2 separate regions of the Homo sapiens genome follow, and region 2 is linked to region 1. A link is a loop called in an ENCODE intact Hi-C map of the cell type or tissue named here. Cell type or tissue: gastrocnemius medialis. All regions are shown on one strand. Each heading gives the region's core, and the rest is flanking DNA. Links, peaks and the distances in the headings are about the cores only. Region 1 overlaps SLC38A4-AS1 (SLC38A4 antisense RNA 1). Region 2 overlaps SLC38A4-AS1 (SLC38A4 antisense RNA 1).

Region 1 (15,637 bases), core at 3,912-11,911:
TGTGAGTTATCACTTTATCTCTAACCAGAGGTGTTTTTCTATTCTCATTTTTGCCTATGAGAACTTCTTTTTTTAAAAATAGAAATTCATCTTCATGTCTATGGGTACATTTAAGTGACTTAGGGGTTTGTGAGTAGATTGGTCATTGAGTCACAACTTTGCAGATTGTCTTTAAATATAGTGATAATGTTGATGATGACAACCATAATGATAAAGGTAAATTAAATCTACAATCCAAGCTAACCTCTTTGGAGCCTCCCATTCACTGGAAGTTATTGAGCCTGAGCGGGAAGAGCATTGTTGGAGAGACTGTAGTGTATGGGGCCAGACAGCCTGCTTTGGCCACTAGCCATCTCTATGGCCTTGGACAAGTTATTTAACCTTACTAAACATCAATATTCTGGTTTGATAAATAGAGATAATAATAGTGAGGATATTTACAGTGGACATTTGCCATTCTTTTTGGTTGTCCAGTGTGTGGAGTCTCCCTCCTGTGACTCAGGAATGCGTTCACTATATAATGTCAGCTACTTGCTCTCCCAGCCTCCCTTGTAATTATGGTGTGGGCACCTGCCCCAGAGCTGCAGTTAACAAATGACTTCTCACAGTGGATGGTGGTAGAAGAACCAAGTTCAGGAGCAGCAGTGGTGGCAGGGATGGTAGTCCCAGTGGTTAGCACTACAGGATGCACTAGCCAATTCCCAGAGTAGCAGTGGTCACCTCACCAAAATGGTTCAATTGTGTGATTTTTAAGCGGTACTCCAGCCTGTAGAGCCTCAAAAGGGTTCTCCAGCCCTTCCATAATCCTATAAGCTGCCTGATATCCTCCTTAAATCAGCCCAAATTGGTTTCTATAGCTTGCACTGTAAGTCCCAATTGGTACAGTATCTCAGTGAGGTGAATATTAAATGAGATAATACAAGGAAAGTGTTTGGCACGGGGGCATAACACCTAGTAGATGCTCAAGGAATACTATGTTAATAATAGTAATAGTATTAATAGTAAGAGCAACCAGAGATTAGACTGAAAAGAGACCTAAGGTGTTGTCAGCTTTGTAGGAAGAGAGTTTAAAGGTTAACTGCTGGATGGAATCTATCAATGTAATTTTGGTTATCATAGAATTAACTAGACTTAGCCCAGCTTCCTTTTTTATTGATAAAGAAGGTTCAGGGGCATTGGGTAAATTACTCAGTGCCAATAGCTAGTGAATGACAAAGCCAAGCTGGAGGCTTTTGTACTGTCTGTTCTCTACTCCACTGCTCCATGCTATTTAAATTTAAAAACTTAACAAACACATGTGTATGCATGGATTAAGATCTGTGAGGAACTAAGAAAGAACTATGGTTGGTACCTGGAATTGTTCAACGCCATCTCTCCTGATCATCATTGAACCTGGTGAAGCAGAACACGCACATGCCCAATTAGAGAACAGAGTGAAAAAGCACAGTGCGTGCTGGGCCCTGTGGCTAAAAACCACAGACAGGACAGTCACTATGGCTAAAGTCAGGGAAGATCTCATGGGAAGGTGAGAATTGAAGCTGATGTGTGAAGTGACTTTTACCACCTAAATAAGGTGAGGTTTATTTTTTTTTTTTAAAAAGTGTTAGGGCAAAGCCAAAGTTAGACATTTACTGTGGGTTTACTTGTTTGTTTTTGAGAGGGCATCAGGGTAGAACTTTTAAAAATACCATGGAAATTATAGGATATAAATTATAATGTGTAAATTTTAAAAAGTCTTAAAATCTCTGCTGAAAACAGAGGGCTGTTTTGTTGGTTCTTAACCATCTTTGGAAATTTAAGCCATACTCAACATGTTTAAAAGATTAATAAAAATATATTTATGGCATTTTTATATCATTTGGTGGCATTTGTGTTTTGTTTCGTTTCGTTTTGTTTTGTTTTCGAGATAGAGTCTTGCTCTGTCACCCAGGCTGGAGTGCAGTGGCGCAATCTCAGCTAACTGCAGCCTCCGCCTCCTGGATTCAAGCGATTCTCCTGCCTCAGCTTCCTGAGTAGCTGGGATTACAGATGCCCGCCACCACATCTGGCTAATTTTTGTATTTTTAGTAGAGATGGGGATTTCTTCATGTTGGCCAGGATAGTCTCGAACTCCTGGCCTCAAGTGATCCACCTGCCTCAGCCTCCCAAAGTGCTGGGATTACAGGCATAAGCCACCACACCCAGACTCATTTGGTGTTTTTAAAGCACATTTATGGGCATGATCTTTGATCACAGAGACAACAATGAGAGTTGGGTAGAAATGTTTTAAATTTAAAGAGGGGAAAACTGAAGCTCGGAAGGCCTAAATGGCGTGTTTACATCATAAAGTTGGTTTATTTAACAAAATTAAGTTCAGATTTCTTGACTTTGGGTCTAAAATTCTATTTGCTAAGAAACAAAAAGTCCTTGTGTCAAAAAGCAACTTTAGAAACATTGCATATTTTCATAATAGCCTCCAACTTTAGTTTGCTTGGATATGCTTCTCTCAGTATCTGAAAGCTGCTTTACCAGTGAATATAAAGGAATTTCTACACCATTGCCAATTCCAGATTGTCTAAATTGTGTTCGTAAACTGCATCTATTGGGTTTCTGATTGCTGAGGACTCCAGGCTGTAGCGACGTCATGAACCGATCTTACAGGACTCAAGATGCTTGCAGATCCTGACAGTTCCTTCTGGAATAGACTGCCAAAGGTAGTCGAAGATTTTTGTTTTGTTGTTTTTTTTTTTTTTAAAGCTAGATAATCCCACATTTAGAATTTTTCTCAAGGGAGAACGTCGATGTATTCCAGTCTGTCAAAAGGTAAAGAAAGTTATTTTCTTCTTACTAGCTAAAGAAGATAATGAAAAGAGGAATCTGAAATTTGAAATCTCCAATCCATAGGTAGATGAAAAGAGGAATCTGAAATTTGAATCTCCAATCCATAGGTAGATGAAAAGAGGAATCTGAAATTTGAAATCTCCAATCCATAGGTAGAAAGTGCCAAAAATCACACTTCTGGGTTGTTTTGATTTATTTGTCCTAAGAAATTATCCTTCCTCCCCTCCCCTCCCCTTTCCTTCCTTCCTTCCTTCCTTCCTTCCTTCCTTCCATCTTCCTCCTTTTCTTTCTTTCTCTCTCTCTTTCACAAATAAGACTCTCCTTAGCTGGAAACTATATCCTGCTATGAAATTGTGTGTTCATCCAGTTTTCATTTTACTTGAATTTTCAGCAGCATTGAACACTATAGCCCCACTTCCGTAATCTACACCTTTTTGAAACACTATTTTCTTCTGGCTTTCAGCCTCTACTGGTCTTTCAACTAAATTTTCTCTCTGTTCTTCCTTAATTCCCTTTCAGACTCATGCTACTCTATATGACCATTAAATATCAGAATTCCCAAAAACCCATTCCTGGGCCCTGTCCTCTTCTTGCTCTATACTTCTTCCTCAGGCAAACTCTATGATCAGGATTGAATTCCTGCCCACATGGCCATGACTTGGAAATGTGTATCTCCAGTCCATGTCTTTCCTTTGAATACCAGGTCAAGCATGTCCTCATGTATCCACTTGGTCATCTCAAAAACATCTTAAATTCAACATGAACAAAACAAATTCACCATGTTCCCTCTACTAACCCTGACCAACACTCACTATTCCCAAATCTCAGTGAACATAACGGCATCCTGCAGTTGTGGCAACTTGGGCATCATTCTCTCTCAAATCCTGTATCCAATCCATCAGCAGCTGTGATATTTCCCATATTTCCCATCCACTTCTCTCCATTTGTGCTGTCACCACTGGTCCTGACTTCCATCGCTTTTCACCTGGATGGTTGCTGGAGCCTCCTCACAGCTCTGCCTACATCTTTTCAGCATTCTTCCACCATCACAGATAAACAGTGTAGTTCAAGTTGTGATGATATTGACATAAACAGCCTCCAATATACTAAATCCAGGCACCTAGTAAATATTTGTTGGCTGTTGTTTTTTTTCCTGTAAGGTGGGATGCTTATGGCCTGGGATCTGAAACAGGAAAAGATCATCATATGATCATTACCTCTAACTTCAGTCTCTTTCTTCCCCTCCTTCAAACCTCAGAGCAAAGGCCAGAGAAATCACGTTTTTGCAACAATATCAGGGACAAAATAAGCTGAAAGAAACAATGTTGAGAACAGGCTGAAATAATCAGTGATACATAATTTCAATCTTAGCTCAAAAGATTGGGGGAGGAGGAGAAGAACAATTATAGGAGTTTTCATCAAAAGGTACAAATACAAAGAAAGACACATACAATTATGGGTGTACTTATGCACACCAATAATACACACACACATACACACGCATACCCTGTACCCAGTGCTTTATCCATGCTGGTACATAGTAAATGAATGTTGAACAAATGAATGAAACAAAGCCAGCTCCTTATCAGGTTTGGATAAAATATTGGCTGCTTGTTTTTGTAGGTCACCAGAAAATGAACCGAAAACAAAATAAATTTACTAGTTAAGATGCATTCTTAAATAATTCTTTTTCAAAATTATTCTAAAAAATATTTATCCCCCAAAGTTCTTAGAGCTGAATAAGACTACATGTCTTTAATTCTTTTTTTTTTTTTTTTGAGATGGAGTCTTGCTCTGTCGTCACCCAGGCCGGAGTGCAGTGGCTCAGTGGCTAGATCTCAGCTCACTGCAAGATCCACCTCCTGGGTTCACGCCATTCTCCTGCCTCAGCCTCCCGAGTAGCTGGGACTACAGGTGCCTGCAACCATGCCTGGCTAATTTTTTGTATTTTTAGTAGAGACGGGGTTTCACCGTGTTAGCCAGGATGGTCTCAATCTCCTGACCTCGTGATCCACCCACCTTGGCCTCCCAACGTGCTGGAATTACAGGCGTGAGCCACCACGCCTGGCCCTTTCATTCTTTTACTTGACTCTATCCCATATTTATACCCTCTCTAATATTTCAGTTGTGATCCTCAGAGGTAAGTATCCCATTTTCCCACTTTATAGACTAGGAAACTGAGGCGTATGCAAAAGTAACTTCAGAAAAAGGTACATAATTGCACAACAGAATTTCCCTTAAAGTATGATCTTCCAATACTAGTAATGTGCCCTTGAATCAATAATTTTTTAAAAAATACACAGTAAACATTGAATTTTCTTAAGAGTTCAATTCTTCCTAAATTCATCTATAGATTCAATATATTCCAAATCAAACTGTCAGCATGCTAGTTTTTAGAAATTCAGAAGCTAATTATAAAATATATATGAAAATGCAAATTACTGAATAAATTTAAAAAGAAGAACAAAGTTGGTGGTCTTATGTTACCCAATTTCAAGACTTTATATAGTGTTAAATAATCAAGACTGTATGGTAGTAGTGGAAGGGTAGATATATAGATGCATGGAACAGAAAAACCCAGAAATAGACTCTTATATTTATGATCAGTTGATTTTTTACAAAGATGGAAATTTGATGGGGAAAAGAAAGTTTTCAACAAGTGATGGTGGAGCAACTGGATGTTTGTAAGGAAACAATGAATCTTGATTCTTACCTCAGATACAAAATGAATGTTGTCATTCATTCAAGAGATAATGAGTGTGCCAGGTGAGAGGGGGTCTTGTTGGATAATCTCCAACAAGTCTGCCCACTGGGAGGAATGCACATGGGGGTGGAACCTTGGGAAGTTTGTGCCATTTGCAGTGGGGAAGAGCCCGGCCCCTCCTCTTCCTGTGTGGAACCTGGGACTCAAGCTGCGTGTGGCAAGTACTCTAGCAGGGACTCTGGCCTTGCGAGAGTCCCTGTTTGCCCCTTTTCTTCCTTTTCACCTAATAAAACCCTGTCCTACTCATCATTCAAATTGTCTGTGAGCCTGAATTTTCATGGCCATGGGACAAAGAAGCTCATCTTTAGCTGAACTAAGGAAAGGTCCTGCAAAAGGATTTCCTATGTACCAGCAAAAATGGATGGTAAATGTAAATTTAAGAACCAAAATGATAAAAATTCTAGAGGAAAACATAGGAGAAAATTTCTATGTTCTTGAAGAAGGCAAAGAGTTCTTAAATGCCCAAATAATGAACCATTAAAGAAACAATGATAAAATGGACTTTGTCAAAATTAAAATCTTTTGCTCTTCAAAAGACACCTTTAGAAAAATAAAAAGGCAAGCCATGGAATTGGAGAAAATTGTTGCAATGTTACGTGTTAGTTATCTATTGCTCTATAAAAAATTACCCACAAAACTTAGAAACTTGAAACAACAAACAATTATTATCTCACAGTTTCTGTGGGCCAAAATCTGGGAAATGGCAATTAAGCTGTTGGCTGGGATAAAGTCATCTAAAGACTGAATTTGGGGAAGATCCGCTTTCAGGCCCTCTTATGTGGCTACTGGTAGAAGATCCAGAAGATTACCTCAGTTTCTGGACACATGAGCCTCCCATAAGGCCTCTTGTCTGTCCTCAGGACATGGCAGCTCCCTTCTCCTTGAGTGAGTAGCTGAAGAGAGAGAAGTGAGTGAGTGCACTAAAGATGGCAGCTGCGGTCATTTTATCATCTACTCTCTGGAGCAACATCCCATAACTCTGTGATGTTCTATTTGTTAGAAGTGAGTCCTTAAATCCAGCCCATATAAAAGGGAAGCTGAATTAAGCTCTACCTCTTGAGTGGATGAGTATCCAAGAATTTGTACACATAACTATAAAACCACCAGAGTATATAGCTTACAAAAAAGTTTGTATACAGAATAGACAGAGAACACTACAACTCTATAATAAGAAATTCTATGAAAATGGTAAAATCGTGGAATAGACACTTTCAAATGAAGATATTCTTACGTTTAATAAACACAAGAAAAGATGCTCAACATCATTGGTCATCAGAGAAATGTAAATGAAAACCACTATATGTCTACCAGAATGGTTAAAATTAAAAAGACTGAAAACTTTGACTAAATGCTGGCAAGCATGTCGAGGCATTGGAATGCAGCATTGCTGGTGGGAATGTAAAAGAGTGTAACCACTTTGGAAGATGTCAATTTTTTAAAAGTTGAACATACGCTTTACATACACCCTAACCATCCCACTCTGAGGTATTTACCCAAGAAAAATGAAAACATATGACAGCATAAAAGTTTGTATACATATATTCACAGTAATTTTATTTGCTGTAGCTATAAGAACTGGAAATAACCCAAATGTCTTTCAACAGGTAATGGAGAGACAAAACGTGGTGCAGCCATATAAGGGGGTACTACCCAGCAATACAAAGGAATGAGCTACTAACACACAAAACATCATGAAGGAATCTCAAAATCATCATGCTAAGGGAAGGAATTCAGACACAAAGGAATCTATCTGAATATGAATTTAGTTATATAAAATTGTAGAACACACAAGCTAATCAATAGCAACCAATGCAGATCAGTTTTTGCCTTGGGGTGTGGGTAGAGGGAATAATAGAGTACAAGGGAACAGAGGGTATCTTTTGGGGATGGTAGAAATCTTCTGTTTTTTGACCATTGGAGTGGTTTCAAGAGTGTACACATCTCTCAAAACTTCTTAATTTGTGTACCTTAAATAAATGGAGTTTTCCGAATACAAATTATAATCCCAATAAAGTTGACTTTAAGCAGGGGAGTGGAGGAGAAACTAAAAGTCAATAATTTTTCATCTTTAAAACTGTTGAATGTCACTTTGTATGAGTACATTCACCATTTGTGTAACCTGTGAGTTGGTGAGGCATTTGAATGACCTGATTAGCAGTGTTTTTGTCTGTGAAATGTGTGTATTTGGCAGAGTTGTAATCAGGCAGGAGAGGGACAGAGGGTTTGTCATGATGCATTAGGACATCTCTGAGGTTCCTCCCGTTGTTGCATAATTCTGTCTTCTGTCCCTACGTGGACAAGAGCCCAGGCCTTGTAATTCAACAGACATGCATTCAATTCCAGCTCAGCTATTTCTAGCAGTGTGACCCTGGGCCAGTTACTAAGTTTCAGTTTCATCAGAGGTAAAATAAGGATAATATACTTACATAGAAATGAGCTGTCATGAGTGGAGCCAAGATGGCCAAATAAGAACAGCTCCGGTCTACAGCTCCCAGCGTGAGTGATGCAGAAGATGGGTGATTTCTGCATTTCCATCTGAGGTACCGGGTTCATCTCACTAGGGAGTGCCAGACAGTGGGCACAGGACAGTGGGTGCAGCGCACCATGCACGAGCCGAAGCAGGGTGAGGCATTGCCTCACTTGGGAAGCACAAGGGGTCAGGGAGTTCCCTTTCCTAGTCAAAGAAAGGGGTGACAGACGGCACCTGGAAAATCGGGTCACTCCCACCCCAATACTGCACTTTTCCAATGGGCTTAAACGGTGCACCAGGAGATTATATCCCGCACCTGGCTCAGAGGGTCCTACACCCATGGAGCCTCGCTGATTGCTAGCACAGCAGTCTGAGATCAAACTGAAAGGTGGCAGCGAGGCTGGGGGAGGGGCGCCCGCCATTGCCCGGGCTTGCTTAGGTAAACAAAGCAGGCGGGAAGCTCGAACTGGGGGGAGCCCACCACAGCTCAAGGAGACCTGCCTGCCTCTGTAGGCTCCACCTCTGGGGGCAGGGCACAGACAAACAAAAAGACAGCAGTAATCTCTGCAGACTTAAATGTCCCTTCCTGACAGCTTTGAAGAGAGCAGTGGTTCTCCCAGCACGCAGCTGGAGATCTGAGAATGGGCAGACTGCCTCCTCAAGTGGGTCCCTGACCCCTGACCCCCGAGCACCCTAACTGGGAGGCACCCCCCAGTAGGGGCAGACTGACACCTCACAAGGCCGTGTACTCCTCTGAGACAAAACTTCCAGAGGAATGATCAGACAGCAGCATTCGCGGTTCACGAAAATCCGCTGTTCTGCAGCCACTGCTGCTGGTAGCCAGGCAAACAGGGTCTGGAATGGACCTCTACCAAACTCCAACAGACTTGCAGCTGAGGGTCCTGTCTGTTAGAAGGAAAACTAACAAACAGAAAGGACATCCACACCAAAAACCCATCTGTACATCACCATCATCAAAGACCAAAAGTAGATAAAACCACAAAGATGGGGAAAAAACAGAGCAGAAAAACTGGAAACTCTAAAAAGCAGAGTGCCTCTCCTCCTCCAAAGGAACCCAGCTCCTCACCAGCAATGGAACAAAGCTGGACGGAGAATGACTTTGACGAATTGAGAGAAGAAGGCTTCAGATGATCAAACTACTCCGAGCTTCAGGAGGAAATTCAAACCAAAGGCAAAGAAGTTGAAAACTTTGAAAAAAATTTAGATGAATGTATAACTAGAATAACCAATACAGAGAAGTGCTTAAAGGAGCTGATGGAGCTGAAAGCCAAGGCTCGAGAACTACATGAAGAATGCAGAAGCCTCAGGAGCCAATGCAATCAACTGGAAGAAAGAGTATCAGTGACGGAAGATGAAATGAATGAAATGAAGCGAGAAGGGAAGTTTAGAGAAAAAAGAATAAAAAGAAACAAACAAAGCCTCCAAGAAAAATGGGACTATGTGAAAAGACCAAATCTACGTCTGATTGGTGTACCTGAAAGTGACGGAGAGAATGGAACCAAGTTGGAAAACACTTTGCAGGATATTATCCAGGAGAACTTCCGCAATCTAGCAAGGCAGGCCAACGTTCAGATTCAGGAAATACAGAGAACACCACAAAGATACTCCTCAAGAAGAGCAACTCCAAGACACATAATTATCAGATTCACCAAAGTTGAAATGAAGGAAAAAATGTTAAGGGCAGCCAGAGAGAAAGGTCGGGTTACCCTCAAAGGGAAGCCCATCAGACTAACAGCGGATCTCTTGGCAGAAACTCTACAAGCCAGAAGAGAGTGAGGGCCAATATTCAACATTCTTAAAGAAAAGAATTTTCAACCCAGAATTTCATATCCAGCCAAACTAAGCTTCATAAGTGAAGGAGAAATAAAATACTTTACAGACAAGCAAATGCTGAGAGATTTTGTCACCACCAGGCCTGCCCTAAAAGAGCTCCTGAAGGAAGCACTAAACATGGAAAGGAACAACCGGTACCAGCCACCGCAAAATCATGCCAAATTGTAAAGACCATCGAGGCTAGGAAGAAACTGCATCAACTAACGAGCAAAATAACCAGCTAACATCTTAATGACAGGATCAAATTCACACATAACAATATTAACTTTAAATGTAAATGGACTAAATGCTCCAATTAAAAGACACAGACTGGCAGATTGGATAAAGAGTCAAGACCCATCAATGTGCTGTATTCAGGAAACCCATCTCACGTGCAGAGACACACATAGGCTCAAAATAAAGGGATGGTGGAAGATCTACCAAGCAAATGGAAAACAAAAAAAGGCAGGGGTTGCAATCCTAGTCTCTGATAAAACAGACTTTAAACCAACAAAGATCAAAAGAGACAGAAGGCCATTACATAATGGTAAAGGGATCAATTCAACAAGGAGAGCTAACTATCCTAAATATATATGCACCCAATACAGGAGCACCCAGATTCATAAAGCAAGTCCTGAGTGACCTACAAAGAGACTTAGACTCCCACACAATAATAATGGGAGACTTTAACACCCCACTGTCAACATTAGACAGATCAGTGAGACAGAAAATTAACAAGGATACCCAGGAATTGAACTCAGCTCTGCACCAAGCGGACCTAATAGACATCTACAGAACTCTCCACCCCAAATCAACAGAATATACATTTTTTCAGCACCACACCACACCTATTCCAAAATTGACCACATAGTTGGAAGTAAAGCACTCCTCAGCAAATGTAAAAGAACAGAAATTATAACAAACTGTCTCTGAGACCACAGTGCAATCAAACTAGAACTCAGGATTAAGAAACTCATTCAAAACTGCTCAACTACATGGAAACTGCACAACCTGCTCCTGAATGACTACTGGGTACATAACAAAATGAAGGCAGAAATAAAGATGTTCTTTGAAATCAACAAGAACAGAGACACAACATACCAGAATCTCTGGGACACATTCAAAGCAGTGTGTAGAGGGAAATTTATAGCACTAAAAGCCCACAGGAGAAAGCAGGAAAGATCCAAAATTGACACCCTAACATCACAATTAAAACAACTAGAAAAACAAGAGCAAACACATTCAAAAGCTAGCGGAAGGCAAGAAATAACTAAAATCAGAGCAGAACTGAAGGAAATAGAGACACAAAAAACCCTTCAAAAAATTAATGAATCCAGGAGCTGCTTTTTTGAAAGGATCAACAAAGTTGGTAGACCGCTAGCAAGACTAATAAAGAAGAAAAGAGAGAAGAATCAAATGGACGCTATAAAACATGATAAAGGGGATATCACCACTGATCCCACAGAAATACAAACTACCATCAGAAAATACTACAAACACCTCTACACAAATAAACTAGAAAATCTAGAAGAAATGGATAAATTCCTCAACACATACACCCTCCCAAGACTAAACCAGGAAGAAGTTGAATCTCTGAATAGACCAATAACAGGCTCTGAAATTGTGGCAATAATCAATAGCTTACCAACCAAAAAGAGTCTAGGACCAGATGGATTCACGGCCGAATTCTACCAGAGGTACAAGGAGGAACTGGTACCATTCCTTCTGAAACTATTCCAATCAATAGAAAAAGAGGGAGTTCTCCCTAACTCATTTTATGAGGCCAGAATCATCCTGATACCAAAGCCTGGCAGAGACACAACCAAAAGAGAGAATTTTAGACCAATATCCTTAATGAACATTGATGCAAAAATCCTCAATAAAATACTGGCAAACCGAATCCAGCAGCACATCAAACAGCTTATCCACCATGATCAAGTGGGCTTCATCCCTGGGATGCAAGGCTGGTTCAATATACACAAATCAATAAATGTAATCCAGCATATAAACAGAACCAAAGACAAAAACCACATGATTATCTCAATAGATGCAGAAAAGGCCTTTGACAAAATTCAACAACCCTTCATGCTAAAAACTCTCAATGAATTAGGTATTGATGGGACGTATCTCAAAATCAGAAGAGCTATTTATGACAAACCCACAGCCAATATCATACTGAATGGGCAAAAACTGGAAGCATTCCCTTTGAAAACTGGCACAAGACAGGGATGCCCTCTCTCACCACTCCTATTCAACATAGTGTTGGAAGTTCTGGCCAGGGCAATTAGGCAGGAGAAGGAAATAGACTGTATTCAATTAGGAAAAGAGGAAGTCAAATTGTCCCTGTTTGCAGGTGACATGATTGTATATCTAGAAAACCCCATTGTTTCAGCCCCAAATCTCCTTAAGCTGATAAGCAACTGCAGCAAAGTCTTAGGATACAAAATCAATGTACAAAAATCACAAGCATTCTTATATACCAATAACAGATAAACAGAGATCCAAATCATGAGTGAATTCCCATTCACAATTGCTTCAAAGAGAATAAAATACCTAGGAATCCAACTTACAAGGGACATGAAGGACATCTTCAAGAAGAACTACAAACCACTGCTCAATGAAATAAAAGAGGATACAAACAAATGGAAGAACATTCCATGCTCACGGGTAGGAAGAATCAATATCATGAAAATGGCCATACTGCCCAAGGTAATTTATAGATTCAATGCCATCCCCATCCAGCTACCAATGACTTTCTTCACAGAATTGGAAAAAACTACTTTAAAGTTCATATGGAACCAAAAAAGAGCCTGCATTGCCAAGTCAATCTTAAACCAAAAGAACAAAGCTGGAGGCATCATGCTACCTGACTTCAAACTATGCTACAAGGCTACAGTAACCAAAACAGCATGGTACTGGTACCAAAACAGAGATACAGATCAATGGAACAGAACAGAGCCCTCAGAAATAACGCCGCATATCTACAACTATCTGATCTTTGACAAACCTGAGAAAAACAAGCAATGGGGAAAGGATTCCCTATTTAATAAATGGTGCTGGGAAAACTGGCTAGCCATATGTAGAAAGCTGAAACTGGATCCCTTCCTTACACCTTATACAAAAATGAATTCAAGATGGACTAAAGACTTAAACATTAGACCTAAAACCATAAAAACCCTAGAAGACAACCTAGGCATTACCATTCAGGAGATAGGCATGGGCAAGGACTTCATGTCCAAAACACCAAAAGCAATGGCAACAAAAGCCAGAATTGACAAATGGGATCTAATTCAACTAAAGAGCTTCTGCACAGCAAAACAAACTACCATCAGAGTGAACAGGCAACCTACAAAATGGGAGAAAATGTTTGCAACCTACTCATCTGACAAAGGGCTAACATCCAGAATCTACAATGAACTCAAACAAATTTACAAGAAAAAAACAAACAACCCCATCAAAAAGTGGGCAAAGGACATGAACAGACACTTCTCAAAAGAAGACATTTATGCAGCCAAAAAACACATGAAAAAATGCTCACCATCACTGTGCATCAGAGAAATGCAAATCAAAACCACAATGAGATACCATCTCACACCAGTTAGAATGGCAATCATTAAAAAGTCAGGAAACAACAGGTGCTGGAGAGGATGTGGAGAAATAGGAACACTTTTACACTGTTGGTGGGACTGTAAACTAGTTCAACCATTGTGGAAGTCAGTGTGGCGATTCTTCAGGGATCTAGAACTAGAAATACCATTTGACCCAGCCATCCCATTACTAGGTATATACCCAAAGGAGTATAAATCATGCTGCTATAAAGACACATGCACACGTATGTTTATTGCGGCACTATTCACAATAGCAAAGACTTGGAACCAACCCAAATGTCCAACAATGATAGACTGGATTAAGAAAATGTGGCACATATACACAATGGAATACTATGCAGCCATAAAAAATGATGAGTTCATGTCCTTTGTAGGGACATGGATGAAATTGGAAATCATCATTCTCAGTAAACTATCGCAAGAACAAAAAACCAAACACCGCATATTCTCACTCGTAGGTGGGAATTGAACAATGAGAACACATGGACACTGGAAGGGGAACATCACACTCTGGGGACTGTTGTGGGGTGGGGGGAGTGGGGAGGGATAGCTTTAGGAGATATACCTAATGCTAAATGACGAGTTAATGGGGGCAGCACACCAGCATGGCACATGTATATGTATGTAACTAACGTGCACATTGTGCAATATATCCTAAAACTTAAAGTATAATAATAATGAAATAAAATTTAAAAAAAAAGAAATGAGCTGTCATATAAAACACTCAGCACACAAAGAAGAAGATACAGAAAAGGTATTTGATAGGTATTCAGCTTTTCCCCTTCCTTTTCCAGAAAAATCTTAACACTACTATGTTTGAAATTATGGGTTCTAAGAAAATAACTAATTTTCAGGAGCATTAAAATATCAGCAAAATCTGTATCTTTTGCCTATATAGGCAAAATATAAGTGGGAAAGTGGTTAATAAAGACATGTAAAGGGGAAAGTAAAATAAGAATTAAATCTTTCCTTTGTTTTGAATCAGTACTTTAAATTCCAAAGACACAAGTTACTTCTTCAAAATGCATTGAAATTGCACTGTAAGTAATTTTTTATATATAATCACATTATTAACAGCATAATTTGAAAAATGGAAGCTATAGGACAGCAGAGGATTAGGCCCTTAATCCACAAAACTATATAAGGAAACCTAAGCACACACCCATTGCTAGGCTCAAAATAAAACAGAAGTTCAGTGACAGTTACACTATCCATTTAACCTCCATTGCTGTTTTCAGTTAAAAAAAATTGGTAAATATTATCTATGCCTTTCCTGCTATAAAGTAAATATGAACTGTGTGATGTTCATATTGGAAAAGCAAGTATTATATGTAATGTGAAAATGCAATAAAAATAATTTAAAAACAGAAAGTTATCTTCCTGCCTTATTTAAAAGAGAGAGTCAAGAAAAGAGGGTAATTTGCTTGTGTGTGTTTAAATTATTTTGTTTTTATTGCAGTCTGTTGACTATTTTACTCATGAATTTGAAATGCTAATTAGGAATGTTGTTTTTTCATCTCATCAATCAGAGCATGCAGTCAGAAGCTTGTTTTTGCTAGTTGGTGCAACAGCTTATTGTTGGTTCTAGGAAGACACACTTAAACTAAGTAGGAGTAAATGTTTCTTAAAGGCAAATTCAGCTTTCAACAAATAATGTAATTAAGGAAGTGAATATTGAATGCCTACTTTGTGCAGTTTGTGATTGACTTGATGTCTCCCTGTTTCTGCCCCATCTGCCACTTCTTTTTCATGTCATTTCCTTTTACACATTTTCTTTTCTAAATCGCATGCTTCCTGCTGGTAGGAGTTGGCACTTACATTGCCAATGGATACCTGCACCTGTGAATGCTCTAGACACCAGTGGCTTTCGGTATGGAGTGACAGCTGGCTAGAAGTCTGATTCCTTTTCATATAGAATATTTGAAATATATTGTGTTTCATGTCTTCTTATACCTCTCCTTCCCATCTATATAGACAGGTGAGAGATGCCAGAAATGAATGCAGGTAGAGTTTAGGACCCTGCCTAGGGCACACGAACAGGTAGTAAATACTTGTCATTTAAGGCTCCAACTGCTTAGAATTTCCTCTGCTTGTGAGCACAACCATAGTGGTGAATGCCAATGCACCAGTGGCCTCTTGTAG
Region 2 (15,637 bases), core at 4,165-12,164, 56 kb before region 1:
ACTCTTAATATTTCTATTAAGAAAGTAGAAGACTGACAGAGGTTAAAAGCGGCTCATTAACTTAGCAGAGAGGCAGGCTTGAGGAGGAGCCTCCAGTCTTCTGAGCCCCAGTTTGGGTTTGTTTCCGGTAAGATGACAAAGGATTTGGAGAATGAGGAAATGCCACCTTATTTCCCTTGTTAGTAGTTTTCCTTTCTTTCCCCCTGCAATAGTTTCATAACTTGCAACCTATAGATGCAGAAAGAAGAAGGGAGAGCATCTTCAAACAGTTAGTTAGGACTCTCCTTCTGGGAGGAAAGTGGATATCAAAGTACAGGATTGTTATATCCTCATGACTCAGAGCCCTGCATCCCAGGGGTGGTGACAAATCTGAAGCTCTGATGAAATTAGAACATACTGCTCACCCCCAGGCAGGTAGGTGTCTTGAGTATCAAAGGGTTAGTATCAACAGTGACAGTATTTAAAACGAATGTGCTATCTTACTGAGAAATTAACATGTAGGCAGATGTATAACTTTTAATTTAGTTATTTACTAAATAAATAATGTTTTATTTAGTGCCTGAAAATATCATACATAGAAAGATAGTTTTGACCATCTGGAAACTATTTTGGGGAAATTAAAAGTTTGGAGCTCAATTCTATCAATAATCCCCTCCTGCCTTTATTATTATTATTATTATTATTATTATTATTTCCCTGTTGCCTTGTCCTCAAATCAGATCCTAAAGCTTGTTTCCTATAAAGCAGTTCCCAACAAATTTGTAAGTCAGACTCTGTCCAATGTCCTCTGATATTTAGACATTCCTCTCTGATTTTGCTCTGAGTCACATGAACATATCACAGACATAAATGTTCTTGCTTTTTTGCTACTCTTAGAACATGTGGATATGATTTACTTCCTAAAACAGGATTCTTTGAACACCTACTTTCTACAAAATCCAACTCCCATGAAATCTGAGAGAGGTTTTCCTCTAAAGTATAAACCACAAGCATAACCAAATGAATTTTTTTTATTATACTTTAAGTTCTAGGGTACATGTGCACAACGTGCAGTTTTGTAATTTTTAAAAATCAAATTAGGCCATTAGAATAATGTTCTGTATCACTGGGATGGGAATTTAATGCTAGACAATTTAGGGTCATTATTATCATGCCAGGCACAACTGTCTTCAATTAGTTATGTCAAGGTGGGGATATAATTGTTGGACATGTTGGCTTCTTGTTTCATTCGGCTTCCATGCTGCATGAAGATTCCAGAAAACCATGATTAACTGGAATATTTGGGGAATGAAGACTTAAGTTTTATTTAATTTTTTAGTCAGCTTAAGTTTAAGCAGAAAGCACTTGGCTTTAGTTTTTGTTGAAAAACTTTCTAAAATAAGTTTATTTTCTTGCATCAAAAGGATAGCACAGTGGAAAGCTGTTTTCAATAGTTAAGAACATTACGAGTCCCTTGGGATCATTTTCTGACTCTTATAAAATGTTAACAGAGAGAGGGTTTTGAGATGAAAATGGATATGGAAACTAGTTAACAACTAGGCCCCTGGGTCAAACAGCTAGTTATCTCTGACTTTAAAAAGTGGACGATAAACTATTTATTGAGCACCTGCTATTTTACAGGGCATAGACTTTTCCCTTTAGGAGCCTCAATTCTGATGGGGAAGAGAGGGGTGTGTTTAAAAATAATTACTCTACAATGTTGTAAGTGCTTATGAAGGTATACAGCAAGTGCTATTGTAGCTCAGGGCAAGGAACTACCAATGGCCTAAAGGAGTCAAAGGCCTTCCTTTGGGAAAAATGATGGTCTGGGCCTTGACACACACATGAGTTAAATGGAGAAGAGGATGTAGGACATCCTTGATGTAATGAGTGAAACCTATGTAGGGCATGGTGTGTATGTCTTTGTGACAGGGCAAGGAGAGACTGGTAGCAGATGAGGTTGGACCAGCAGCCTGGGGACCATTTATACAGAATTCAAGCACTATTTTGCAAGTAAGGTATGACAGTGGAATAAACAATCTGACTTGTGTTTCAGAAAGATTACTCTTTTGGTGGTGGGAAAGAAGGACCGGAAGGAGGAAGCGACAATTTTGATAAATTATCCAGTTAATATTTCAAAAGAATCTTTTTACTGTTTGTTTATTGACCTAAATTATAGTTTGTATTTTTTATTTACCTTTAAGTAAGAAAACATTTCAGTTCTCTTCTCTTACTTAGGTGCTATGTTATTATCATCATTCTCAGTATTGGGAAACTGAGGCACAGTGGGCATGTGACTTCCCCGAAATTCTGAATTGAATCAACCGAGAAACTGACTCAAAACCAGTCTCGAAGTTTCTTCCAGCAACTACTAGACCACACTCCCCACTATTACGGCATATTTATGATATAATTAACTTTCAGAAAGCCATATGGCTTTCATTACAAAGACTAAAGGAATGTGCTTTTCATAACAAATGGCATATGGCCTCCAATAGCTCTTTGCTTGCATGTTTTAACAAAATGAACATGTACATGAATTAGATGCCTCAGGTCAGTTAACAAACTGAAGTTGATTTTCTTTTGCTCTCCCTAATTACAGCTGCATTTCTGACAAATATCAAGGAGTTTTTTGGCAGCCTGTAGGTGCAAAATACATAGCACCTTTTTCTCTTATGGCATTGCTCCTTTAAAGAGTCAACATTTTTCTCTTATTCACAGTGGAGTGTGCCGTTTGTGGAAATGGAGTATTTTTGATGAAGCTGCATGCTTTCAGAATGGTGGAAAATTTAATTGACTTAAATGATACAAAAGGCAAAGGAAAAAACTAAATGAAAATCATTGAGACAAAAGTTGACATTTATCTTTGGTCACTTACATGATGCAGAGGAGAGAGTACATGATAGATGCTCACATGCTGAACTAATTTAACAGCAGTTAAGCGTGAGGGCTCACTCTTAATCTCTTAGAGTTATTTAGAAGCCTTTCTATTTTAGGTAACATGCCTTAAAGTTCTGCTCCCTTAGTTCGCACTGTGCCTCATCCTATTGTTTATTTAGCAGGTTTTTTAATAGAGTCTGAGAATGAGCTTCTTGCAACTTTCACATTATCATATTACAACATTCACCACTGATTATCTGTACTCAAGGTCAATGACATTATCTCATTGGAATTCCCTGGACTCTGGATTTATAATAAGATAGTCCAAAATGCTCTTGTCTGTGATGGAAAAATACAACACAATTACTGTAAGTCAGTTGGTTCTTAAAGTGTTTGAGTTTCAAATTTGGCTACTCATCATATTGGCAAATTGCTTACTTTTCTTTTAAATGCTTGTACTTATATGACACCAATAAAATTTTCTTGATTAATGAAGTGGAAATATATCTACTATAAAAGGAAATTTAAAACATATATATTTCTGAAGTAACTAAAGAAGTAAAAATACATTTTAATTAATATTAAAGTATTTAAATCCTTCTATTCAAAAGCTCATTTCCTTAAGAACAAAGAAAACACATAATTTAGGATGATTTACTCATTAAGAATAAACCAAATGTTTTAAATAATCAATTAAACTTTTAGTCTCTTTTTTTTCCCATCTAAAATGACTCACTCAAATCCTATTCATACAAAAGGAAAGTGTTAATTTGTATCCTAATTCACCTTATATTTACTATAATGTATATTTCTTCTTTGGACAAGTCATAGCTTCTCCTTTCATAAAATAATATCTTCCATTATGTTACAATTACAAACTATGGCTCATAGGACCGGTGAATCATAGGGTTGGATGGAATAAGCCCTTCAGCAGTCATTTTCACCTCCAGGGCATCTCTAAACCATGAGTTGAACAACAAGGCGAGTGAGTAAGGTACACTTTCAGTCAGAAATACAGCTTTGGCTAGATGGAAAAAAAAAGAGTAAATCTGGGAACTCTTTTTCTCTTTAGCAAAATACGTCTTTCTTTCTTTTTGTCAAAGTGAATCTTATTTCAAACTGATATCATTAGAATAATAACCCCACGACAAAAATTGTTGTGTGAGACCATTTAGATTCACTTCATATGTGAGAATCGGATGCTAGCATCTGTAAGACATGAGATAAGCAATGTTTGAAGACAGCAGATTCTGCCCCCACCTATGTCAGCATAATTTATTACATGACTACAAAATACAACAACAGTGCATAAGTATAAAATGTGTAAAAAAATTAATGCTGCATACGTCTGTAAAAAGCCAAACAACAATTTAGAAGAGAAGGCAATTAGGGTAACACTTATGTACTAAGAAATCATTTGAAGTTGGGATACAATGTTATTTTCTTAACTGTCACAATTCACTCATGTTAAGACACTCCTATCTTGCTTTTATCCTCCATAGCATGTAAGGATAGTTACATTGGAGGGAAAACTTCGAGATGCTGAGCCAGGGTGGCTGACAGTGTGAGGAAGTCAGGAAAAAGTTTCAATCGAACCTGATCTCCTTGATCTTTATATGATGGTCTTTTCACGATTAAGCAACCATGAGCACGAAAGGAGAGACATGACTCACTCCAATAACCTTGAATAGTTGGGTTAATTTGAAATTTATATTCTTAAAAAGTTGTGATATGCAAAGACATAAACAACTGGTTTCTCCAGATTTTCAAATCCTGCTCCAAATTATTTTAACAAACACATATGTTATCATTTAAATGGGGGAAATGGCCAAGACCAACCCCAACTGGCTTCAGAGGAAGTTGGATACTGTAAACAGAAGATATGTTTTGGTCTGCTGAGCACCATTTTGGATCTGAATATGGTAAGGTAGTCTTAGTACTAATTTTTGTGGTTGGATATGCAGAGATTTCACTGGAATTGGGAAGATATATGAAAGAAGGGGTAGAGAAGGAGAAATGTTCATGGAAGGGGAGAGGAGCAGAATAGCCAGGGAGATGATGCAATACTGGGAAATCACAGAGGGTAAAGGCAGTGAGTGAAAATACAGGCGTTGGGGTGTCTGCAGGATTATTCAGCACTAGAATGTTTAATTGTCAATCAAGTGGTGTCTGTTTCTGTAATTGTAATGTATTCCAACTCCTCAAACTTTAGTAAAGTCTGTCATAAGAACCCATTTTTTGAGGGTTTTCTTTTGTTCTTGGATTGAAAATTATGGGAAAGGTTTCCTTCCATGTTGGGTGGAATAGGGTCAGCACCAACAGGAAGAGTGGTAAATGAGTAAATTAAGCAGAAGCAGGCATTTGGAGCCAAGGAAGTACCAGCTCTTCCTTCTCCAGCTTTCCTTCCCCCACAAATGTCTAGATATTTTGGAGAGGGTTTTGGTCTTTTACAACCCATGGGATGGATGTTTGAATCAAGGAGAGAGTAGATCCCAGATGATATTTATGCTATATTTATAAAGTCTGAAAATATAACAGTTCATTAAGGGAGAAAGTAAGGATGGAAAATTTTGATCTCTAGCACTCCTTTTTCTTTCATAGTGTTAACAGTGTAACACATGATATTGTTGGCATTTTCTTCTACAGACATACCAGACATTTAGCATTTATTTTTTATTTTTTTTAGTCAAGTCTGAGCTAGTCAATTATGTGTCTGGTAAACCAAAAGATATTACTGAAATCCGTGGCAACAGTTCAGGAACCATCTTGTGCACTTGCATTTATTGGAAGTATAATGGTAGGTTGCCTGTCTCTGTCGCATTCCTCATGGTACGCAGGGAAATTTGCTTGTATGTGAAAATATTTATAGGAAGCAGTTTTGTTTTGTGAGGCATGCAGACTGGTAGCTACATGTTTGAAGATACGCCCATTTTTCTGGCCCTTATCACTTATGAATAATGGCCGTGGGATAGAGTGAAAAAAGTATTAATAACTTAATGCTCAAACTTACCTTTTAAAAGGGCAAATTTCACATATATCTGAAGTGAAAATAAACCTGAAATATAATTTGTTTATGTTAAGTTAGAGTTTTTATGCACGTGCCTCCACTGTATTCTGCTACATTGGTAGTGGCAAAATATGCACATAAATGGATGAGAGAGAAATAGAGACAAAAGACAAAGGAAAGCAAAGATGTTTTAAGATATGGCATAAACAGCAGGTCTAATTTCTTTATTTGGTAAGTCTCGCATACTCTCTGTTTAACAGATGTGCCTCTCACTGCTGTAGCTTGATGTTCTGAGAGGATTCTCAAATAAAATTTATTTGATGGAGCAACACTCATATCATATATCTTGATATTTGAGAACCTTCCAGAAAAGACGAAAGTGTTCTAATAGAACAAGCTCCTTGTCTACGTATCTACATTTGGCCACAACAATGCTATTCTCATAGTTATGGGAAAGGCTGAAGGCCAAATTCGTGTCTGGTTTTGTATCTGGTCGAGTCCTTACATGCTTACATGAAGATTCAGGGAAAGGTTTAATTTTCCCAAGGCTCACAGAGGCAATTGTTTACTGGCACCAAATTATATTTCTGCTTAAAAAAAGATGACACAAACAGATACCATAGAAATCTAAAATGGCAGTCAAATATTAAGTGATTTTAATCCAAACAAATATAACCATAAAAACCTGAAGATTGTTATTAAATCTGGAAACATTATAACATTTTTTTTTGCTTTTCAAGATGAGTCTAGGACCACTTAGACCACAAAAAATCCACCTTGTTTTTGAGTTTGGAGGATATATCTCTGTGTGTGGCTTCCAAGGCTCCAAGTTTGTTCTAAAAAATCTACTCCTGTCCTGCGTCCTCCAATTCCTATTCACATAGGGCTGTGTGTGTGCATGTATGTGCTTGAACAATATTTTACACTTGCACTTAATGAAATTTACCCTCCTAAATTAGGCTTATTTTTCCAGCCTATCAGAATTCAGTAGCATTCTCATTTCTGCCTGGTTAGGATTTATTCTTCCCTGATTCTTTTCATTCACAAAATAGCAAATGTATCATATACAAATTCATTGAATCACTGATGAAAATGGAGAAGAAGGCAGGACAAAGAGAATCCTTTTATGGCACTGGTGCCCACCCTTCAGAGTGACATTGATCTGTTAACCGTCATTCTCTGGTGTGGTTGTTTAACCAGTTTAAAAATCACTTACTCCGCAAACATATTGAATGCTCCCTGAGCCAGGCTTTGTGCTGGGTGGTGGGAAAGACAAATGATACTATCCCTGACTTCAAGCAGCCCAAGGGAAGAAAGACATGAAAATGAAGAGCTGCAGTGAAGTGTGATAATGCCAGAGGTATATATTAGGCAAGGCACTTAAAAGCCAGCCTAGGATTTTCTGAAAAAATAAACTGAGGAGAGTAAGAGGTTTTCTGAGTTTGTTCAAAATATATAGAATTTATTTTTTCAGATAAATTTTAGCAACAGTTCATTACCAGGAAAATCCTATTAAAATTTTGATAATAATTGCATTATACTTTTAACTTAATTAATTCAATATCCTTATGCAGAACCATGATATGTATTTCATTACATCCCCATGTATTTTAAAAGGCAGTTTTTAGGATATTTTGTTTTTTGTTGCTTTTGAGAATAGGGATTTTTTTCTCATACTTTCTAAATATATTTTTGTGGGTTTCCAAGAAAGCCATGGGTCTTTGGCATATTTATCTTATGATTAGCTATGTTTCTGGACTCATTATTTCTAATGTTTTTCAGTTGACTCAACTGAGGTTTTTAAACCAAAAATCATTGCTTATAGATAATGATCATTTAATTTTTTCTTTTTAAACTACCTATTTGGTTGTGTATTTCATCACACTTTTGACTTTTTAGAATATTGTAAAGTAAAACCTTTGGTTTTAGTCACATACACTTGTACTTCAAGCACTCACAGTCCAGCTTCCGATGACTCTGCAGATGTGGGTTTCAGCAGCCAAGGTGTATTGCACCTGCTCATAGACCTTGGGAGTGTAACTTTCTCTGTTTTTACAAGATGTGCTCACTGCTTAATGATATCACAGATGCTGTTGCATTTTATTTCTAGATTCCAAGTTATTTTCTTGAATGTGTGAGAAATATAATTAGAAAATTAAATATTTTTGAAATTAAGAATAGAAATAAGTGGGAAAAAATGGACTGTAAAAAAAGAAAGGACTATTCTGTGAGACCAATTTATGACAGAGGTGATTTAACTTATAAATGCTTCATCACACTTTACCCCTAGGCGGGGTTGCCAAAATCATGAGCATGTTAATGTTAGCTGGTGCTTTGTGTGCTCAGAAGATATCACTAAAGAAGCCGAACACGGTGGTGCATGCCTATAGTCCCAGCTATTCAGGAGGCCAAGACGGGAGGATTGCTTGAGCCCAGGAATTCAAGACCAGCCTGGGCAATATAGCGAGACTGACCTCATAAACAAAACAAAACAAAAAACAACCAAAAAAAAAAAAAATAGATATCACTGTGAAAGGAAAATAAACCCCAGGAGCCCCAAATCACTAAGCCAAGGGAAAAGTCAAGCCTGGAACTACATCAGGCAAACATGCCTCCCATTTTATTCCTCAATAATACAGCTACAGGCTGGGTGCTGTGGCTCATGCCTCTAATCCCAGCACTTTGGGAGGCTGAGACAGGTGGATCACCTGAGGTCAGGAGTTCAAGACCAGCCTGGCCAACATGGCGAAACCCCGTCTCTACTAAAAATACAGAAATTAGCCAGGCGTGATGGCAGACGCCTGTAATCCCAGCTGCTTGGGAGGCTGAGACAGGAGAATTGCTCTGTTCTGTTGAATTTCACCCTGGCTATGGAAACCAATAGCTTATCTTCACAGGTGTGGGACAGAAAGTCATCCCTATGCTCATCTGAGACAAATGCATACCTGATTGCTTCCTCTGCCCTATTGTTTATGTAAAAATGCAGATTGACTGAGCCAGATTACATTGTGTATTCAGTGAAAGGCTGATGAAGGACTCAAAAGAATGCAACCTTTTGTCTTTTACCTACTTATGACCTGGAACCCCAACCCCCTACCAGAACCAATGACAATGTTACATATGCTGATGTCTCTTATCTCCCTAAAATATATAAAAGCAAGCTGTACCCCCACCACCTTAGGCACATGTTGCCAGGATCTCCTGAGGTTGTGTCATGGACGTGTTCTTCACCTTGGCAAAATAAACTTTCTAAATTGGTTGAAAAATAAATAAATAAATGCTTCATCAGTGATACATACGGATGTTACCAGAGTGATGTAATCTTGGTCAACAGATATTGCATGTCATTCAGTTCCTATTTTATGTTCTTTCCATCTACGTTCCTATTTCCTGGAATAGGAGTTGCTACAATGGCAGCAGCAGGCATCTTTAGTTTAGTTTTTCAGACATGAAAGGTACCTACACATATTTGTATCTTAGAAAGGTCACTCTGATAACACATTGAAGGATAGATTAGGGTAAGGCAAAACTAACAATAGCAAGACTAGTTAGGTGCTAAAGTAATACTGGAAAGAATGAAGAAGTGGGGCAGATCTGTGAGGTCTGAGGAGGTAGAGTCAGTTATTCTTGAAGAATGAGATGCAGGGCTGAGTAGATGAGAAATCAAGTATAGCTCCCCAGTTTTTTGATTTGATGATTGAGATACAGGGCAATACACCATGTGCTGCTGGAACCCACATCTGCGGTATCTTGGGAAGCTGGACTGTGGTTGTTTGAAATACAAGTGTCTGTGACTAAAGCCAAAGGTTTTACTTTACAATTTTGATGCCAATATAAGTAAAGAATAGAAGAGGAAAAGTAGGCATGGGAGAGAAGACAATGCATTCAGTTGTGCAATACTTTGAGTTTCAGATGCCTGTGTGACATCAAGTGGAAACGGTAGTTGATTCATGCATTTGGCACACAGGAAAAAACACAAATGCAACAGGCTTTCTATTCAGTCTCTTTCTTTCTCTGCGGCGCAAGGAAATAATGAGGGGCAGGAACACAGCAAGAACACAAACAGAACACAGTAAATGACTTCTGTATGCACTCAGTTGAGACTCTTCTACGGAAGTTTTATGTTTTTCTTTATTATGGTAAAATATACATAACATAAAATTGGTCATTTTAACTGTTTTTAAGTGTGCAGTTCAGAGGCATTAAGTACATTCACATTGTTGTGCAACCATCACTATCATCCCTCTCAATATTTCTTTTTTTAAAATTTAATTTTAAATTGACATATAATAATTGTACATATTTATGTGGTACATTGTGATGTTTTGATATATATATAATGTGTAGTGATCAGGTCAGGGTAATTAGCATATTCATAATTTCATTTTATTGTGTTGAGAACATTTAATATCTTCCCTCTAGCTATTTGAACCTATACATTATTGTTATCTATAGTCATCCTATAGTGGTATAGAGCACTAGAACTTATTCCCCCTATCTAGCTGTAATTTTATATCTTTTAACAAATCCATGCATGTCCCCACCTCTCCCTACCCTTGCCAGACTCCAGTATCCTCTGTTCTACTTTTTACTCCTAGGAGATCAAATTTTTTTAAATTATTATTTATTTATTTATTTAGCTTGTGTGAAAACATGTAGCCTTTATCCATTTATCTGTTATTGGATACCTAAGTGGATTCCATATCTTGGCTATTGTGAATAGTGTTCCAATAAACATGGAGGTACAGATTTCTCTTTAATATATAGATTTTGTTTCCTTTGGATAAATACCCAGTAGTGGGACTACTGGATCATTTGGTAGTTCTATTTGTAGTTGTCTGAGGAGACTGCATACTGTTTCCATAATGTCTGTACTGTTTACATTCACACCAACAGTGATTAAGAGTCCCTTTTCTCTACATTCTCACCAGTATTTGTTTTCTTGTCTTTTTGACAATAGCATAATAGCCATGCTAACTGGGGTACCTAATTGTGGTTTTGATTTGCATTTCCCTAATGATTAATGGTGTTGAGGATTTTTTTTCAAACACCTGTCGGCCATTGGTATGTCTTCTTCTGAAATATGTTTGTTCAAATCATTTGCCCATTTTAAAATTAGATTGTTTGGATTTTTTTGCTGTTGAGATGTTTGAGTTCCTTGTATATTCTGGGTATTAATTCCCTCATAGAAAAATAGTTTGCAAATATTTTCTCATATTCTGTCCATTGTCTTTTCACAGTGTTATTGTTTCCTTTTATGTGCAGAAGCTTTTTAGTTTGATGTAATCACATTTGTTAATTTTTGCTTTTGTTGCCTGTACTTTTGAGGTCGCAGCCATAAAATATTTGCCTAAATCAATGTTCTGGAGTGTTTCCACTGTGTGTTCTTCTAGTACATTCATAGTTTGGGGTCTTACATTTAGGTCTTTAATCCATTTTGAGTTGATTTTTGTATGAGGTAAGAGGTAGGGGTCTAGTTTCATTCTTCTGTATATGGATATCTAGTTTTCTTAGCATTGTTTATTGAAAAGACTGTCCCTTCCCCAGTGAATGTTCTTGTTGTCTTTGTCCATACCATTTGCCTATAGATACGTGGATTAGTTTCCGGGTTCTCTATTCTGTTCCACTGGTCTATGTGTCTGTTTTATACCAATACCATGCTGTTTTGGTTACTATAGCTTCATAGTATATTTTGAATTCTGGTAGTATGATGCCTGCAGCTTTCTTCTTTTTTCTATTGGCTGTTCTGGCTATTTGGAGTCTTTTTTGGCTCCATACAAATTTTAAGATTTATTTTCTATTTCTGTGAAAAATGCCATTAGTATTTTAATAGAGATTTCAATGAATCTGTAGATTGCTTTGGGTAGTATTATCATTATAAAAATATTAATTCTTCTATTATGAGCATGAAATGTCTTTCTATTTGTTTGTATCCAATTTGATTTCTTTCATCAGTGTTTTGTAGTTTTCCTTATAGTGTTCTTTCACCTCCTTGGTTAAATTTATTCCTAGGTCTTCTTTTTTCCATAGCTATTGTAAATGGGATTGCCTTCTTGATTTCTTTTTAATTAGTTTGCTCTTTGTGTATAGAAATGTTACTGATTTTTTATGTTGATTTTGTATCCTGCAACTTTAATGAATTTATCAGTTCTAAAAGTTTGTAGAGTCTTTAGTTTCTTTTCAGTATATAAGATTATGTCTGCAAACAGAGATGATTTGACTTTCTCCTTTTCAATTCAGATGCCCTTTATTTCTCTCTTGACTAGTTGCTCTGGCTAGGACTTCCAGTGCCATGTTGAATAAGAGTGCTGAAAGTAGGTATTCTTGTTTTGTTCCAGTACTTGGAGGCAAAGCTTACAGTTTTTTCCCCATTTAGTATAATGTTCACTGTCAGTTAGTCATATATAACCTTAATTATGTTGAGGTACTTTCTTTCTATCCTAAGTTATTGAGAATTCTTATTATGAAGGGATGCTGGATGTCATCAAATGCTTTTTCTGCATCTATTTTAGTAATCATATGGTTGTTGTCCTTCATTATGTTGATGTGATGTAACACATTTATTGATTTGCATATATTGAACCATTCTTGAATTCCTGGAGTAACTCCCACTTGAACATGGTGTATAATCTTTTGATATATTGGTAGATTAAATTTCTGGTATTTCATTGAGGATTTTTGTATCTATGTTCATCAGGAATATAGGTCTGTAGTTTTATTTTTTTGTTGTGTCCTTGTCTAGTTTTCAGATGAGGGTGATGCTGGCCTTGTAGATGGAGTTAGAGAGAGTTCTCTTTGCTTCATTTTTTTGGAATAGTTTGAGAAGAATTAGTATTAATTCTTCTTTAAAGTTTTGATAGAATTAGCAGTGAAGCCATCTAGTCCCAGACTTTTCTTTGCTGGGAGGCTTTTTATTACTGATTCAATCTCATTATTGGTCTTTTCAGGTTTTTTATTTCTCCTGGACTCAATCTTGGTATATTGCATGTGTCCAGGAATTTACCCATTTGTTCTGGATTTTCTAATACATTGGCATATAGTTGTTTATGGTAGTTTCTAATGATCCTTTGTATTTCTGTGGTATCAGTTGTAATATGTTTTTATTTCTAATTTTATCTATTTGGGTCTTCTCTCTTTTTTTCTTAATCTAGCTAATGGATTGTTGATTTCGTGTATCTTTTCAAAAAACCAACTTTTTGTTTCATTGATCTTTTGTGTTTTTTAATCTCAATTTCACTTATTTCTGCCATGATCTTTATAATGTTTCCTATTCTACTCATTTTGGGGTTTATTTTTTCTTTTCTAGCTCCTTGATATTCATCATTAGGTTGTTTATTGGAAGTCTTTCTCAATTTTTGATGTAGGCATTTATTGCTAAATATGTTTCTGATTAGCACTTTTGCTGTGTCCTGTAGGTTGTTGTATGTTGTGTTTCTTTTTTCAGTTGTCTCAATGAATTTTAAAATTTCATTCTTAATTCCTTTTTTCACCCAATCATCCTTCAGGAACAAGTTGTTTAATTTCCATGTGTTTAATATAAAAAATTAGCTGGGCATGGTGGTGTGTGCCTATAGTTCCAGCTACTCGTGAGGCTGAGGCAGGAGAATAGCTTGAACCTGGAAGGCAGAGGTTGCCGTGAGCCAAGATCACGCCACTCCACTCCAGCCTGGGCGACAGAGTGAGACTCTGCCTCAAAAAAAAAAAAAAAAAGTACATATATTTGTATAGTTTCAAATGTTTCTCTTGTTATTGTGTTCTGGTTTTATTCCACTGTGGTCAGATGAGATACTTGATATAATTTCAAGTTAAAAAAAATTTTTGAGACCTGTTTTGTTTTTGTTTTCGAGTCCTGAAGAATGTTCAACATGCTGATGAGGAGAATGCGTATTCTGTAGCTATTGGGTAAAATGCTCTTCATATGTCTCTTTAACCCATTTGATCTACGGTGCAGTTTAAATCATCTGATGTTTCTTGGTTAATTTTATATCCACATGACCTGTCCAAAGCTGAGAGTGGAAGAAGGTCCCCAGCTATTATTATATTGGAGTCTATCTCTCCCTTTAGAATGAGTACCATTTACTTTATATATCTGGGTGGTCCTGTGTTGGGTTCATGTATATTTACAATTATTATTTTCCCTTGTTGAATTGATCATTTTATTACTATATAATGTCTTTGTCTATTTTTATGACTTTTGATTTGAAGTCTGTTTTATCTGATATAAGTATAGCTATACTGGCTTGCTCTTGGTTTCTGGTTGCATGGAATATCTTTGTCCATCCCTTCACTTTCAGTCTATATGTATCTTTACAGAAGAAGTGAATTTCTTGTGGGTAGCATATCTTTGGGTCTTTTTTTCATTAAAAAAGTCAATTTAGCCCATCTATAGCTTTTAACTGGGAGAATTAAATCTTATACCCAAGGTTACTATTGATAGGTGAGAACTTACTCCTATCATTTTCTTGATTATTTTCTAATTGTTTTGTATAGTTTTTGTTTCTTGCTTCCAATTTCATGTTTACTTTTGTGATTGAGTGGCTTTCTGTGGTGACAAGATTTGATTTTTCTTTTGTGTATTGGCTGTATCAGTAAATTTTATTGTTTTGCTTTTTTTTATGATGTTGGTTTTCATTTTTTTCACTTTCAGATATAAGACTCCATTGAATATTTATTGTAATTCTGGTCTAATGGTAATGATTCCTTTAGTTTTTGCTTGTCTGTAAAATATTTTATTTCTCCTTTATTTTGAAATGATAGCTTTGCTGGGTATAATATTCTTGACTGACAGTTTTTTTTTTTTTTTTTTTCCTTTCAGTACTTTGAATATATCAGCCTATTCTCTCCCAGCTTGTATGGTTTCTGCTGAGAAACATGCTGCTGGTCTAATGGGGATTCCTTTATATGTGACTTGACACTTTTCTTTTGTTTTCTAGAATTTTTTTTTGTCTTTTACCTTTGAAAATTTGACTATAAGGATCTATTCAGGTTAAATCTGTTGGGGTTCTTTGAACTTCCTGGATCTGGATGTCCATTTCTCTCCCAAGACTTGGGAATTTTTTGGCTATTATTTCATTAAACATGATTTCTACACATTTTCCCTTCTCTTTTCCTTCTGGAACACTTATAATGAGAATATTTGTTTGCTTAATGGTGTCCCATAAATCCTATAGGCTTTCTTCATTCTTTTTATTTTTATTTTTGTCTGCCTGTATTATTTCAAAAGATCTATCTTCAAGTTTAGAAATTGTTTCTTCTGCTTGGTCTCTTCTGTTGTTGAAGCTATTGATTTTCAATATTTCATTTGTTGAATTCTTCAGCTCTAAGATTTTTTTTTTTTCGAGACAGAGTTTCACTCTTGTTGCCCAGGCTGGAGTGCAATGGTGCGATCTCAGCTCATCACAACCTCCACCTCCCGGGTTCAAGCAATTCTCTTGCCTCAGCCTCGTGAGTAGCTGGGATTGCAGGGATGCACCACCACACCTGGCTAATTTTGTATTTTTTAGTGGAGATGGGGTTTCTCCATGTTGGTCAGGCTGGTCTTGAACTCCCGACCTCAGGTGATCCACACACCTTGGCCTCCCAAAGTGCTGGGATTACAGGCGTGAGCCACTGTGGTTTTTAAAAAAATCATATATCTCTTTGTTAAATTTGTCATTCAAATCATGAATTATTTTCCTGATTTCATTGATTTGTCTATTTGTATTTTTTTGTATCTTACTGAGTTTCATAAGATTATTAATTTGAACTCATTTTGTGGCATTTTATATATTT

The links. A loop is a pair of places that touch in the nucleus more often than their neighbours do. Peaks named below come from ENCODE experiments on the same cell type or tissue, not always from the same donor. Only the 100,000 strongest peaks of a DNase experiment are listed, where the experiment ranks them.
Region 2: it touches region 1 in a loop (8-fold over the local background); 8 of 110 quality-filtered maps call a loop at or near these places.

The regions. Positions count from the first base shown.
Region 1 is chr12:46,609,466-46,625,102 of GRCh38, forward strand. The region is part of intron 3 of SLC38A4-AS1 (SLC38A4 antisense RNA 1); the gene reads left to right. Among named protein-coding and RNA genes, the nearest start is that of SLC38A4, 210 kb to the right of the region's middle. RefSeq lists an enhancer at 8,447-8,947. In gastrocnemius medialis, for the core only: no CTCF peak of the experiment used is centred there; a DNase peak (open chromatin) is centred at 7,896; H3K4me3 peaks cover 753 bases; H3K27ac peaks cover 2,833 bases.
Region 2 is chr12:46,553,229-46,568,865 of GRCh38, forward strand. The region is part of intron 3 of SLC38A4-AS1 (SLC38A4 antisense RNA 1); the gene reads left to right. Among named protein-coding and RNA genes, the nearest start is that of SLC38A4-AS1, 180 kb to the left of the region's middle. In gastrocnemius medialis, for the core only: no CTCF peak of the experiment used is centred there; no DNase peak of the experiment used is centred there; H3K4me3 peaks cover 553 bases; H3K27ac peaks cover 6,826 bases.